2 separate regions of the Homo sapiens genome follow, and region 2 is linked to region 1. A link is a loop called in an ENCODE intact Hi-C map of the cell type or tissue named here. Cell type or tissue: PC-3. All regions are shown on one strand.

The links. Peaks named below come from ENCODE experiments on the same cell type or tissue, not always from the same donor. Only the 100,000 strongest peaks of a DNase experiment are listed, where the experiment ranks them.
Region 2: a loop joins it to region 1, with 18 times the contacts of the local background. A loop is called at or near these places in 51 of 110 quality-filtered maps.

What each region holds. Positions count from the first base shown.
Region 1 is chr1:234,062,067-234,070,066 of GRCh38, forward strand. The region is part of intron 2 of SLC35F3 (solute carrier family 35 member F3); the gene reads left to right. Among named protein-coding and RNA genes, the nearest start is that of SLC35F3, 160 kb to the left of the region's middle. In PC-3, CTCF peaks have their summits at 3,960 (motif pointing left), 4,167 and 7,948 (motif pointing left); DNase peaks (open chromatin) are centred at 375, 3,925 and 5,715; H3K4me3 peaks cover 66 bases; H3K27ac peaks cover 6,058 bases.
Region 2 is chr1:233,436,625-233,444,624 of GRCh38, forward strand. No RefSeq gene overlaps it. Among named protein-coding and RNA genes, the nearest start is that of MAP3K21, 110 kb to the left of the region's middle. In PC-3, a CTCF peak has its summit at 4,410; DNase peaks (open chromatin) are centred at 4,437, 5,987 and 6,637; H3K27ac peaks cover 2,402 bases.

The sequences.
Region 1 (8,000 bases):
ACCTAAAACCCCACTGTAGAGAACATACTGTTGTAACTCTGAGTACTTCTCCCCATCCCTAGGACTTGGAATTGCTCTTTGCTTACTGACAACTTTTGTTACTGTCTGGATCATTTAGTGAGGTTTATTTTCCTCTTGTTCTTTCTCGTTATAGCTCCATTGCCTGAAGTTTCTGATGTTATTCTTTGGTGGTAAGGCCTTGGGTATACCCTGAGTCACCCTAGGATGACAGTGGTGTTGGCAAAGCTATCTTTGACTTTTTCTTTCCCTGGTCACACCTAGTTATTAAACTCCACTACGCACAAACTGGTTATGTCCTGGGGGCATAAATTGTTCTACAGACTATTCAATCTATTGTGGCTCTTTTGAATAGTTTTCAGGTCAATGTTTGAGATTCATGTGGAACCCCGGAGGGCTCCTCCCAGCTGTCTCCTTCCTTGGACCTCTCTGACAAACTAGTAAGCCTAAAGTTGTCTTTTACCACAATATCAGCTGGTTTTGATTGTGCCCTTAGGCCTGAACTTTTCCTGGCTCTGTTGCAAATGAAGTCAATTTCTTTAGGAAATAATTAAGAGATTTCTGTTTTCTGTTCTTTTCTTTCATCCATGAGCAAAATCTTTTTTTTTTTTTTGAGACGGAGCCTTGCTCTGTCGCCCAGGCTGGAGTACAGTGGCGCAATCTCCTTTCCCTGCAAGCTCTGCCCCCTGGGTTCATGCCATTCTCCTGCCTCAGTCTCCCTGAGTAGCTGGGACTACAGGTGCCCACCACGCCTGGCTAATTTTTTTTTTTTTTTTTTGTATTTTTAGTAGAGACGTGGTTTCACCGTGTTCACCGGGATGGTCTCGAACTCCTGACCTTGTGATCCGCCCGCCTCGGCCTCCCAAAGTGCTGGGATTACAGGTGTGAGCCACCATGCCCGGCCTAGCAAAATCTCTTAATCAAGGTTCTGTGTGTGGAGAAAATGACATGCTTCTCTCTGAGTTTAACCCCCACTTCAGGATCTGAGCAAGAGCAAGCACCATCAGGGTCCTAGGATTCCTATTAGTGTCCTGCCCAAAGTAGAGCCTCCGTCCTGTTCCCGGACCAAATTGAGGGTTGGGCTGCTCTTTCTCATGGCCCAGTGAGGAGTTACAGATGAACTGGGGAGGAAGAGAGCTTTTATTTCTGCAACCAGTTACAGAAGGCCTGGAAATTATCACCAGACCAACTCAAAATTACAAAAATTTCCAGAGCTTATATACCTTCTAAGCTATATGTCTATGTGTAAGTGTGAATGCATCTAAAGACATAAGTGATTAACTTCTTTTAATCTATAACTAAGGTCTGAGTCCTGAAGACCTTCCTCTGGAGCCTCAGTAAATTTACTTAATCTAAATGGGTACAGGTGCTGGGGTGATTACCCCTATCTTGTCTCCTGCTAAACTACAGAGGTTTGGGGAGTTCCTTCAGACCTCCAATAAGCTTGTTTATGGAGGCCTGGGGAGTTTCTTCAGATCCCCCCAATAAAACTTGTTTAATCCTAAATGGGTCCTGTTAACAATTCCTTTGTTATTTTGTCATGTTTTAAGGCCTAGGAAAGACCTAGGCAAAACTCTTGGTGGGCTTTTGTCATATTTCAGCCTTGGTATAAGGGCACTGGCTTTTGTTTAGCTTTTAATATTTAACTTAACCACTCAGTCAATACTGAAACAGTTGTTATGGAGGCCTGAATTACTGAGACCCAGCCTGCCACAATCCCAGCATGGAGGACTAGGCAGAAAAAGGGAGCATCCACTTTTTGGCATTCACCTAGAACTTGGCCTCATCAACAGGTAGCTAGGAACGATCTGAGACCTGCCAATGGCCGCTTCTTCTGTGAAGATAGTCCTACATGTGGGATCTGAGGGTCCAGATAGTCCTGTATTGTTAACTGCACCTGGAATGAAATCTCCATCTCACTGAACTGTTTGTTTTTATAATTTCACCATTTTCACTGGGAAGCATGTCTGTGGAGCCCCTCCTGGTGTCATGCTGGAAGTAGATATCTAAACATTTGGATTTTTTGGTGGGGGGGACTGTTTCCTTTGTCTGTTTTATACTTTTGCTTTCATAGCCCTAGATCCCCTCCATTGCCTTGTGATCCTTGATCACATCTGAGAAAGGACTGTGTGTTTCCCTTGAATTTATTTTTCTGTTTTCCAGCTATGTGTCTTGCGTGTGATCCTTTTGACTGGGAAATGGGCTGCTAGGCTTTTGATCTCCAAATGTTAGAATAAGAAGGACTTTATTCTATGGTTAATTTAATATTTAAGAGACCAAAATATATCTTATTATAATTTTCATTTATTTATCAGGGTTATAGAAAATTCCTCTAAAACCTTTTACCATTCTTTTTAGGATTCAGTGGAGTCACCAGAATTCCACTCCAACTCTGTAAGCAAGATGTTTTCCTAGATGTTTTCCTCCAGCAGGTTTCGGCTGTCACATAACACAACTGGAGATGCTACCCCCAGGGTCCTGTGGCTCACCCTGACACAATCACATGCAATCTCTTTCTTTATAGTTGTTGTGCTGTGGCTAATTGTGCTCATTTTATGTAATTAATTCCGCAGGATTTTAATGTGTGCTATTAAATCAAGTTAAAACATGATAATTGTTTGATTTAACTGCCTTAGAACACTGCGTTCAAATAGATCCCAGGGTAGACCAGAGGTAGTTCAGGCATCATAGTACCTAGGGCCATAAATTGTTACTAAAGTTTCTTATCCTCTAACAGCAACCCAGGAAAGTAAGGAACTCTAGTGCATTTACACCTGTCTGTATAGGAAGCAGATATTGAAAGCCGGCCAGAATAGGATATTCTGAAGGGTCATGATCAAAGTACTGAAGACTATTTTCTTTTATAAGAGGTAAAAAGAAGACAGCGAAAAATAGTGCCAGTTGCCTTAAGTAACCTGGTTATAACAAAACATGGAGCATGACTATGATAAGAGAAAGAACAGTTGGTGTGCATCTGGGAAGTTTTTACTGTATGCTTACAGTGCTCATGGTTCTAAGTGTGGAAAGGGAGACTGTGAAAAGTGATGTGAGATCTACTGATCAAACACTTTTTTTTTTTTTGAGACAAAGTCTCGCTCTGTCTCCAGACTGGAGTGCAGTAGCACAATCTCGGCTTACTGCAACTTCGGCCTCCTGGGTTCAAGGGATTCTCCTGCCTCAGCCTCCTGAGTAGCTGGGACTACAGACGCGTGCCACCACGCCCGGCTAATTTTTTGTATTTTTTAGTAGAAACGCGGTTTCACCGTGTTAGCCAGGCTGTTCTGGACTTCCTGATCTCGTGACTCGCCCACCTCAGCCTCCCAAAGTGCTGGTATTACAGGCGTGAGCCACCGCGCCAGGCCCAAACTCTTATTTTTTAAAATAAATTGGCTTCTGGTTTGACATTTTTGTTTTCAGGTCTAGGGAGATTTAGGACTTAAGAATACAAGATTTACTTTTATACATATATCCTTTTACTATTGTTGTGTTTAAAATAAAATTTCTATATCACAATATATGAGTCTGCCACGAGCGCTATGAGAAAAATAGATCATGTCCCACTTTGGTGGGCATGTGATGTTAGTAAAGACTTAAAAACAGTATGTATGACCTTTTGAAAATAAAACATTTCTTGGTTGACTACACCTTAACCACAGTAATTTCTTGAAACTATATGAGCACAACATTTATTTACAAAATTAACTATTTTTCTAGAACGAGTTTAGATGAGTGTACTTCCATTTAAGAAAATAAAATGAATTACAATTAGGATTAAAACAATAAACTAATACAGTAAAAACTTGCCATACATGAGGTCCAGAAATTTCAGTTGCGTTAAACACGGGGTGACGTTGTCGTGAGGTCAGTGAATGACTTGAGGGCCCTTCGCTGGTCCGGAGGCAAGAGCCAAATCGGTTCCATCCCGGTTGCATCTTGGCGCCACCTGGTGGCACGATTCTGCTCTGGTATCCGTATCAATGGGAATGGTTTGGGGTCCAGTAGCTCGCTGGAGAAAAAATAATTATCATTATTATATTAGGAATTCCAAGGAATTCCAGTTTCCACAGTTCTTTTTGTGAAGACTGATGAAGAGAAGCACTGAGTTACTAGGACCGTGGTTTTTTTCTTTGGCTGCCCGTTGCTCAAGCCTTTTGTCAGCACAGCAGCTGAAGTCAGGTGAGGTCCCTCCTCTGCTATAGCGATTCCCATCTTACTCCCAGGAGAAATCTCCAAGGCCCTCAGATCTTCTCTTCCCCCACATCCTCCCCACCTCTCTGGCCTCATCTAGTACCACTTTCTCCTTGCTCATTCTGCCCCAACTACGCTGGCCTCATTGCTGTTTCTGGATCCCACCAGGGTGGTTAGCTGGAACTCCAGGCTGCAGCGGTGAGTCCAGGTTTCCTCATGGTTTTTAAGCAATCCATGGAGGTAGGAATGGGAGGACGCCAGGAAGGCCATGTGCTTCTTACCTATGGAAATAGGGTTGCCTTCCATTATGCTCCTGGTCTCTTCCTCTTCACTTCCCACTACCTTCTCCTTCCCAAAGATAAAAAGGGTTGCCCCTGCCCTACTTCTCAAATAGAAGTTGGACGAGGGCAAAGAATAGAAGCCAACCTCTCTCTCTGTCTCTCTCTCTCTTTCCCTCCCTCCCTTTCTCTCTCTTTCTCTCCCTCTCTCTCTCTTTCCTTCCCTCTCTCTCTCTCTTTCTCTCCCTTTGTCTCTCTCTGTCTCTGTCCCTCTCTCTCCCACACACACACACACACACACACACACACACACACACACACACACAATTATATTAAAATCTCTGTTATTGCAAGCTGTTTTTGTACCCACTTTCTGCAGTTCATTAGGGAATACATAATTCCATGACTTCATTTGCGTATGAATAAAGCTAGTCACTTAAAGGATCAAACATTTTTACAAATAACTCTTATAATAAATAACTTTCTTAAATGTGTACTGTTCTACTCTGCTTTCTTAGTTCTGATTTGTCAAAGTTTATCACCACAATCATCATTTGTTATATCCCATTTTAATAAGGACATAAGTATATTGCAGAGGCAATTGTGATTTTTTTTTCTACCTACACACTGCAAATGACAACTGATTTGAGGCTTTTTGAGATCTCAACTTAGGGGTTTATATTTGCCTCAATTATTTTCCTATTTCTGAAGATTTCAACGGCTATTGTCGCTACCTTTAGCATACTCGCCTCTAGTAACCAATGTCTATTGACAATTCTAACTTACTATATTAGGATAATATCCCATGGGCTAAAAAGCCAAATAAAAATTTTATTAGAAAATATCAAACACCGGTCCGTGGTCTCTGAGCAAGGGTGTGGTGGATCATTTGCAGCATGACCTCCGCATATCCTCTCCTTATGTCCGCATCCGTGAGTGGTCTTCTTGACTCTGACTCTGGGCTTGATCAGCTGACTTGCTTAGCCTAAGAAGCAACTTTTGAGCCCTGAAATCTGGGGGCCTTACAGCTTCTTTTCTCAGAACCCTGAGACTACCTGGCGAAGAAGCTTGGGTTGTCCTCCTGGAGGATAAGAAATCACGTGGCAAAGAGAGTCCCAGCCAATAGCCAGCACCACCACACATGTGAGTGAGGACATTTGATACCACCTAGCCCGAGCTGAGCCTCCAGATGACTGCAGCTGCATGCATGACCCCTGGCAAAACCAGCAGAACTGCTTGACTGAGTCCAGTCCTGATTGTTCATTCACAGAGTGAGGAGCAAATGAAGGGGTCATGGGTCATGGTGGTGGTGATTTGTTACACAGGAAAGGGTAATTCATGCACAAGGCCTCTGCCATTTACCTTCAAATAAAGTAGCTGGGTTTGGTGAAGACCTCTGAAATATCTGTTTGGCCTCCAGAGGTGGGCTTTACTTATTCCAAAATTCTGGGCTTGGTTTCAGGTAACCGAGAGCCTTCCAACTAAATGCCATTTACTCACATTATGAAAACCTCATGGCTCTCCTAGAGATGTTTAAGCAATTTAAGGATAATGAACCACTTATGAGATTGGAAGGGAGACAGATAAGCTTAAAAGTGTTAGGAGCCTCTGCCAACCGAAACTCCATCAGAAATGAAAATGAAGTGTCTCTAAATGTGTTAAGAAAGTGACTGTAAACGTGGGATTCAATGCGAAAAATTCCACGCACCTCAAACTTTCAGAAATAGTGAATGCACTCTGTCCCTGCCTTTTGGTTTATGGCTTCCTCTTGAAACTCCTGTATTAAGAAAACTTCAACAACTGCTGTCAGCCAGATGCAGTCAAGGGTGCTGTGAAAGGTGCAAAGGTAAGTTAGCCCTGACTCTCATCTGATTCACAGTCTGTAACAGAAGACTCACATGCTAACAGCTACAAGAAGCAGCTCAGCCTCCCAAGTAGCTGGGACTACAGGCGCGTGCCACCATGCCTTAGCTATGAGAGAAGCCATCATAGAACCCATAATTGCTGTCCCTGAAACAGAAGTAGGCACAAATAGGAACTATAATAGAAGTAGGAACAAAGTACAGTAGGAGCAGGAATAGCCAGTAATCTGGGAGTCAGAGAGGTGTGTGTGTGAGCAAGCATGTGTGTGTGCATGTGTGCATGCAGTAAGAGGCAAGAGTGCAGACCACGTAGGCCTTGCAGACCGCTGTAAATGCTTGGCTTTTGTTCCTTGTGAGACAGGAATAAAGAAATGTCCAAGCAGAGGAGTGACAGGATAAGATTTGAGACATTATATATATATATATATATATATATATATATATGGCATATTTATATATATTTTACATATTTTTTATATTTATATATTATATATATTTTTATATGTAATATATTATATATAAAATTATATAATTTTACTACATATAATATATAAAATTATATAATTTTACTACATATAATATATAAAATTATATAATTTTACTATATATAATATATAAAATTATATAATTTTATATATAATATATATTATAATATATATTATATGCAATATATATTATATATTATATTATAATATATTGTATATTTTTGTATATAAAATATATAATATATAATATATTTATAGACAATAATATATAATATAATATATAAAATTTTATATATAAATACATATTTATATATTATATTATATATAATTTTATATAAAAATATATAATATATATATAAAATACATTTTTTTTTTTTTGAGAGGGAGTCTTGCTCTGTCACCCAGGCTGGAGTGCAGTGGTGCAATCTCAGCTCATTGCAACCTCCACCTCCCAGGTTCAAGTGATTCTCCTGGCTCAGCCTCCTAAGTAGCTGGGACTACAGGCATGTGCCACCACACCTGGCTAACTTTATATTTTCAGTAGAGACGGAGTTTCACCGTGTTAGCCAGGATGGTCTTGATCTTCTGATCTCATGATCCACCCGCCTCAGCCTCCCAAAGTACTGGGATTACCGGCATGAGCCACCGCACCCGGCTGAGATTTATATTTTGAAAGCATCTCTCTGTCTGCAGTGCTAAGAGCCAAAAGGTGGAGAACAAGTTGCCAGAACTTACGAGTCTTCTTAGGCCTCACTCACAGGCTCATGGGAGCCCAGCCTCCCCCAGGGTCCTCAGAACAGGGGTCCCAAAGTCCCTGAGGTAGTCCTCTCTTGGCTACCACCCCGGCACTCTTAACACAGTCTTGCATTTGCCTGCCATTTCTGTTGCTCTTCCTGTAGCTCAGACATTCTCCCCTTGTCCCTGATGGGCACCATGCTCAGTTGTGTCTTGATTTCATTGCCACCAGTCTCGTACTGCCCAGACTGTGCTACATTCTGGCTGCCAGCTTCTGTGTGCCTGGAGGATACCCTTCATTCTTACTTGAGCTGGCCTTGGTTATACAGGAATGGAGACAGCACCACCTTGTGCTCTAATCTCATACAGAGCTTTCAAACCCAAATCTTCTTCCAACCACCTCCTCCACCAGGAAGTTGGTTTAAATGGCTGGA
Region 2 (8,000 bases), 630 kb before region 1:
TCTATGCTATAAGTGTTATCCATTCATTGTTTCAGTTGGCTGAGCTGTAAAACTTGATGAGATCAGGAATTTGTTCACTCTGGTACCTCCAGCAACTAGCACAGTATTTGGTATATGGTAGGCATTCAGTAAATATCAGTGGGATTAATTGGTGTTTATATGATGTCACGTTATAGTTTTGTCTCTCTCATTTGCTACTGTATCTCTAGCACCTAAAACATCATCAGCAGGTTTGAAGTTCTCAATAAATATTTCTTTCTCCTTTTTTTTGAGACAGAGTTTTACTCTTGTTGCCCAGGCTGGAGTGCAATGGCAGGATATCAGCTCACTGCAACCTCTGCCTCCTGGGTTCAAGCAATTCTCCTGCCTCCGCCTCCCAAGTAGCTGGGATTACAGGCATGTGCCACCATGACTGGCTAATTTTTGTATTTTTAGTAGAGACAGGGTTTCTCCATGTTGGTCAGGCTGGTCTCGAACTCCTGACCTCAGGTGATTCGCCTGCCTTGGCCTCCCAAAGTGCTGGGATTACAGGCGTGAGCCACCGCACCCAGCCGATGTTCTCAAGAAATATTTCACAGGTGAGTGAGTACCTATATTAGACATGGTCCTCTCCACCCGTCATCTTTGAAACAAAGACATAATGCACGTGCCTAACACAGTGCCTGGTACATAAGAGCTACTTGCCATGTGTGTTTCTTCTTGCCAGCTTTGAAAAGCAAATGCAGGTGGCCAGGTAGGAAAAAATAAATAAATAAAACTCTTTCTTATTAGCATATGGCAGACTCTTGGAGGGAAATGGCTTCCATCAAACAAATAGGACACTTATCACCTAAGAGAAAGATCTGTGTTAATAAGACCCTTAAAATTTTTATTGATATTGGATGTTTACAATGATAGAATGGGGAGCTGAAAACACCCTAGGAGATGATGTAGTCCATTCCCTCCTTATGTAATCCATGAGAAAATGAAGGCCCTTGGGAGTGAAGCAACTAGCCACAAGTTCACACTGATGGCTGAGCAGGAGACAAAATGCAGGTCTCCTGTCCTCTAATCTGGGGTTCTTCCCATGATACCAAATTGCTCTAATACTAACTTACATAAAGTAGAAAGAAAAAGGCCTTCTTATCACCCATGTACTACATCACTTATCACCTACATAGATGATTCTTACCTAGATATATTTTCCCCTAAAAACCAAGAGAAAAGGACATTACTTCTAAATGTTTTTTTAATGTGAGTTGTTTTTGGAAGAAATTCGAGAGAGGAAGATAGCTGTGTGATCAACTTATATCTCACATGATTACAGATTTTAGCATGATCTCAAAGGTGAAGCATTTAATAATTAGCGGTCCCGAAGCTCTATCTCCAGCATATAAGGTGCTAGTTATCTGATGAGGCTAAAATTTGTACTTTTCTTTAAATATTGTATTAGTCCATTTCCACACTGTTGATAAAGACAAACCTAAGACTGGTAATTCATAAAGAAAAAGAGGTTTAATGGACTCATGGTTCCATATGGCTGGGGAGGCCTCACACTCATGGCAAAAGGTGAAAGGCACTTCTCACACGGCGTGGGCAAGAGAGAGAATGAGAGCCAAGTGAAAGGGGTTTCTCCTTATAAAACCATCAAATCTCGTGAGACTTCACTACCACGAGAACAGTATGGGGAATATCGCCCCCATAATTCAATTATCTCCCACTGGGTCCCTCCCACAACACATAGGAATTATGGGAGCTACAATTCAAGATGAGATTTGGGTGGGGACAGAGCCAAGCCATATCAAACATCCACAAGGGAGCCTGAGGTATGAGAATTGTTTTAGAGCAGAGAACCTCACTTAGGAGTAGGTAGGCAAATGATCTTCAAAGGATTGTAAGCCACTGCCAGGGGAGGGTTAGCCCCAAAAGCTGATAATGTATTTCTGAAATTATGCTTATTGGAGGCAGAGAAGAGTCTTAATAACAGTGAGTTTTCTGGAGTAGGAAAGACTGGAGTCTGAATTCCAGCTCTATGTCATTTACTACTTTATCTTGGGCAATATTTAAAAGCTTCAAAGCTCAAATTTCCAAAATTTTTAAGTGAGTATGATAATAACAAAAATTTGTATGAAGTATTCATCACAGCGCTGGGCATTATTGAGGATAAATTGTTGAAAATTTTAGTTGCAAAATATTCCATATGCATAGAAATTTCTAGGAAAAGACCTATTCAGTCAAGTCAAGTTCCACTCAGCAGGAACTAAATTATACATGATCTCCTGGAAGGTAAGGAGCCCTAGAAACTGAGTTTCTGTGTGTAGATGGCTCAACCTGTTGCTGAACACACAGCAGGTGATTTAAGGACAATTACTGATGTCATGCGTTCCTCTTATCTTTTCCTCCACAAAACTCTAGTCTCTATCACAAGCAGAATGGACCTCAAGCTCCTTAATTTGACCTTCTAGACTGGCCTCTTCTGACCTTACCTTTGTTTCTTTAATGTCCTTGGAGAGCGTCATGTGTAAAAGCCTCATCTTCCAGGAGTCCTTCTCTACCAGATAAGGGATGAGAAGGTATCATTTCCTCTCAGAATCTCAGCACCTCTGGATCTGCACGTTCTCCAGTGCCCTCATGGGTGGGAAACATGGCTATATATATATATTTTGAGACAAGGTCTCACTCTGTTGCCCAGGCTGGAGTGCAGTGATGCAATCATGGCTCACTGCAGCCTTAACATCCTGAGATCAAGTGATCCTCTCACCTCAGCCTCTCGAGTAGCTGGTTCTACAGGAATGTGCCACCACACCTGGCTAATTAAAAAATTTTTTTTTGTAGAGATGGGGTCTCACTATATTGCCCAGGCTGGTCTCAAACTCCTAAGCTCAAGTGATGCTCCCACCTCAGCCTCCCAAAGTGTTAGGATTACAGGCGTGAGCCACCATGCCGGGCCAGGGCTGTATTTTAAGTACAGTCTCATTTTACTACAGTTAACTTTTCTTTTTAAAAATATGTATATTCCATCTATTACCTGCCATGCCTAAGTAGAAGCTACACATCTCAGGAAGCAGCTCACAGGCCCATGAACATTGAAGAGCTCTGTCCTTGCCTTCTGAGCACAGCTGCCAGAAAGGGGAGGGAAAAGAGAAGAAATTCAGTGTCCTATTTTTTGGGATTCTGAAGAAAAATTCCTGGGAAACCCACTTAATGCTGAATATTCTTGGAAAGGGCATCAATGAGTCATATTCACAACATCTGAAGAAAAACTGTTCCGTGAATCCAAAGAATGTACAAGTTGGTCAGAAGGCAAAAGAAAATAAGCATCTAATTTTCACAGATGCTTCATCGGGATGTGTTCCCAGGGGAAATTCCTGGGATTGGACCTGGGCACAATGGGCCATACGTGGTTTGTTTTATTTTTGTGTGTGCTTTTTGTTTGTTTCTTGGGACAGAATCTTGTTCTGTTGCCCATGCTGGAGTGCAGTGGTGCAGTCATAGCTCATTGTAAACTTAAATTCCCGGGCTTAAGCGATTCTCCAGCCTCAGCCTCCGGAGTAACTAGGACTACAGGCATGAGCCACCACACCTGACCAGTTTTTTAAAATTTTTTATAGAGATAGGGTCTCACTATGTTGCCCAGGCTGATCTCCAAGTCCTGGCCTCAAGCGATCCTCCTGCCTCGGCCTCCCAAAGCACTGGGATTACACGTGTGAGCCACTGCACCTGGCCTGTTTTATGTACGTTTTTACTTCCCGACTTTCCACTTCTGTCTCAGAGAACCTGAAAACCAACATTGGCTTAATATCTTTGTTCCCACAAGAAAGAAGCTAATAAATGAGTCTCGGTTGTTTAGGGATTTAAAGCTAAGTCAAGCTTTAAATGGTAGTGGTCTTGCTGGGCACGGTGGCTCATGCCTGTAATCCTAGCACTTTGGGAGGCTGAGGCAGGTGGATTATTTGAGATCAGGAGTTCAAGACCAGCCTGGCCAGCATGGTGAAACCCCATCTCTACTAAAAATACAAAAATTAGCCGGGCAGTAGTGGTGTGCACCTGTAATCCCAGCTACTAGGGAGGCTGAGGCAGGAGAATTGCTTGAGCCTGGGAGGCAGAGGTTGCAGTGAACTGAGATTGCGCCACTGCACTTCAGTCAGGGCGACAGAGTGAGACCCTGTCTCAAAAAAAAAAAAAAAAAGGGTAGTGGTCCTAACAGTAACCCCTACACCCTTTTCCATACGCACACAGGTTGCTTGATGTCTGATCTCAGGGATAAAGACTGTGGACAAAGGCAACTCTAACCCTCTAACTCTTCTCTCTCTCCTTCTCTTTCCTTGAAAAGCAGCTAAACCTTTCTCACTGCTCTGATAACTCACATAACTCCGATAACAGAGAAATTGGGTTTTTCCGAAACCAAGACTTTTAGATGTGGTCTATAGATGTCGCTGTTGGACTCATCTTAGCGGGTTTCTCTGCTTAAATGCAAGGTTTCCTGTGCTTCCTTGAAACAAGAGTTGTGGAAGGAATGGCGCCTTTGGCCTCAAGGCTAAGAGCTCTGCTGAATGCTTGCTTCGGAAAGGCTTTTCTCGGGAGGCTGACGTGAGCTTGTGATGAAGGCAAGAATTAGGTTTCTTTCAGTCCATGCTTCCTTAATTTAAAACAAGCTTGGCCCCTGCTGAACTTTCTGGTCTCTCACCCTCTGGGGCTAGAGGAATTACTGTGCAGTTCTCTTAATATGGAAGACCCTCTCTTGCCTCTAGGCCTTCGCCCCTGCTGTTCTCTCTGTGGGGCACCCCTCCTTCCTTTCCCCTGGATGACTCTTGATTGTCTTTTAGTACAAGTGCTCAAAGTATGGTGCACACACCAGCTGCTGGCCAGGACCCTTTGTTACTGGTTTACGACAAGATGAGCTTGTGTCAGAACCTAAGTGAACTAAATCTCTAAGCAGACCATTTATTTCAGTTCGTTCTCTTTTTTAGTGAGATTCTCTTGAAGAAGGAAGCAGTGTACTGATTTACGTTTTGACACAAGCTCTTGTCACAGCCTGGCACTTTCAGTGAGTCTGCCTTAGTACAGGGCTGAAACACTCTCCTCTGGGAAACCTTGCCCAGTCCTCCCTCGACCCTTCCACCTTGACTATGTTTGTACCCTCATCAAAACACCTGGCACACGGTTTTGGTAACTGTCTGTTTTCCCAAGGAGTTTAGAAGCATCTTTACATCATGGGTCAATTAGCTGCTGAATGGGCGGATGAATACATTTTCAATATCTTAAATTCAGATAATTTATTTAGTATAGGGTGAGAATTGTTCATGTTTTATGCAGTTTTGAATATTGTACTGTCTTCCTAATGTGGTAAAACTGGAGTCAGGTTTCTGAGATAGAATAGAGGTAGTTCTTTAAATTCATAACCCTTTCCACAAATACCATACAGAAGCTGGAAGGTTAAATCACGTTCACTTGAAAAGGAGACACCTACTTATTACCACCATTTTAAGTTGTAAATATGGTTGAACGTGGTGTCCAGGATGCTGGCTGTCTTATCCTAGTTCTTGGCTCTCTCCCATCTGTCTGCCTAGCTCAGCCAATTCTTCCCTCAGGGCTGTGAAAGGAGGTTAAGCGGGAGCAGAGGTTTTATCCTCCCTTAATGTTTCCAGAACATTCCTGGTTTCTTACTAAAGCCTGGATTTCCTTAAAAAAATCTGGAGTTTTGGGGGATGTACCAGGGACTTGCCAGAAGCTATCATTTCAAGAATGTGTTTGCTTTTCCCATTTTTTCCTTCCCTTGCTGGTGATAAGCCCCCCCGCTTCTCTAAGACAGTAGGTCACCCCGAGCCCCAGGTTTCAGAATGGTAACACACTCACTACCCGTTCTGTCAAAGCAGTATCTCCCCACCAAAACCAAAGTGGGTGAAAGAACATGAAAACTCCCCAAGAGAAAAACATCCATGGCTATAAAGAGGTCCTGATTCATCACATTCCTTAACCTCTGTCTCTTCACACAAATCTACGTGCTCATTTCTTCCTCCATGCTGTGTATATTCATCCAAATACTGTGTACGTGTCCATGTGCATGTGCCAGAATGCTTTAGATAAATACTACAGGTGCAGCCACAAAAATTGTTTTAATATTAACTCTCACTATCCCTGACCCTGGTTCACTACTAAGCATTTTTTTTTTTTTTTTTTCTTTTTTTTGAGGCAGGGTCTCACTCTGTCGCCCAGGCTGGAGCACAGTGGCGTGATCTTGGCTCACTGCAAGCTCCACCTCCCAGGTTCATGCCATTCTCCCGCCTCGGCCTCCCAAGTAGCTGGGACTACAGGTGCCCACCACCACGCCAGGCTAATTTTTTGTATTTTTAGTAGAGACAGGGTTTCACTGTGTTAGCCAGGATGGTCTCGATCTCCTGACCTTGTGATCCACCCGCCTTGGACTCCCAAAGTGCTGGGATTACAGGTGTGAGCCACCGCACCTGGCCACTACTAAGCATTTTAAGGCTAAAATAATCAGAAGAAAACTTGAGATGGTTGCTCTAGCATGTTAAGTGCTTCCTGGGTGGTGTTTCACTCTGCATTACATGACTAATTCAATAAATTTAATTTTCTATTCCAAGTTCCTCAGAGGAAACTCGCTTTCCTTCAGAATCAGCCTTCCAGCCAGGAGGATCCTGGATTAAAGTCAAAAATATGACTCAGTTGTTGGCAGCCTTTGAACTATTGCCAGAGGAGACTTTCATTAGCAACAATTATACAAATCTGACATTTACAAAGGGATTCAAAAATGCATAAAGTAGTTCCATTTCTATGACTTCACCTGATCCTTCAAAAGAGCATACATTTTCATCATTTTAAGAATGAAGAATTTGAGGCTCAGAGATTTCAGGTATTTAGCCCCAAATCTCACAGACAGTAAGTGGCTAGTCAGGACTTAATGGCACACATGCTGACTCTGGTTCTGGTGTCTTCCTCCCATGCCTTTGGCCTAGTGAAAGGCCATGAGAGGCAGCCTCCAGAAAGCCTCTGGGAGCCAATGAGGAGCAAATACCATGCTCATGACAGATGACCTCAACCTGTCCTTTCTTCCCCAGTCAGCCAGGGTGGATTGAAAGAAACTAGCTCCCCTAGGCTGCAAGGGCAGTGTCTGATAAATGTCACTACCATGGGCCTGGTGGGCCTTGACATGCACCTGCTTCTCCGGAGCCTAAGCAGCTCTCCGGGGATAGGCCAGAGCACCTGCACCAGCTAAGGCCAAGTCCAAAGCAGCTCTGTCTCTACAGCCTTCCTTTTCTTCCAATGACTAGGATAACAAAATGTGACAAACAATTACTTCCAATTGTCACTTGTCTTTAGTGTACAAGATGAGTTTAAGGATTTGGAGATGAGACTGGGAGCAGCGGAGACTTAATCACACTTTTTTTTTCTTTTTCGTTTTTTTTTTTTGTTTTTTGAGATGGGGCCTCACTCTGTTACCCAGGCTGGAGTGTAGTGGTGCCATCTTGGCTCAGTGCAGCCGCAATGCCCTGGGCTCAGGTGATTCTCCCACCTCAGCCTCCTGAGTAGCTGGGACTACAGTCACGTGCCACCATGCCTGGCTCATTTGTTGCATTTTTAGTGGAGACAGGGTTTTGCTATGTTACCCAGGTTAGTCTTGAACGCCTGGACTCAAGTAATCTGCCAGCCTCAGCCTCCCAGAGTACTGGGATTACAGGCATGAGCCACTACATCTGGCCTTAATCACACATTTGAAAAGTTCTGTGGCTACTATTAAAAACTCAAACAACAACAGATGCTGGTGAGGTTGCAGAGAAAAGGGAACACTTATACACTGATGGTGGAAATATACATTAATTCAGCCACTGTGGAAAGCAGTGTGGAGATTTCTCAAAGAATTCAGAACTGCAATTCAACTTGGTAATGCCATTACTGGATATATATTCAAAGGAAAATAAATTGCTCTCCCAAAAAGACACAACCACTCATATGTTTATTGCAGCACTATTTACAATAGCAAAGACATGGAACCAATCAGA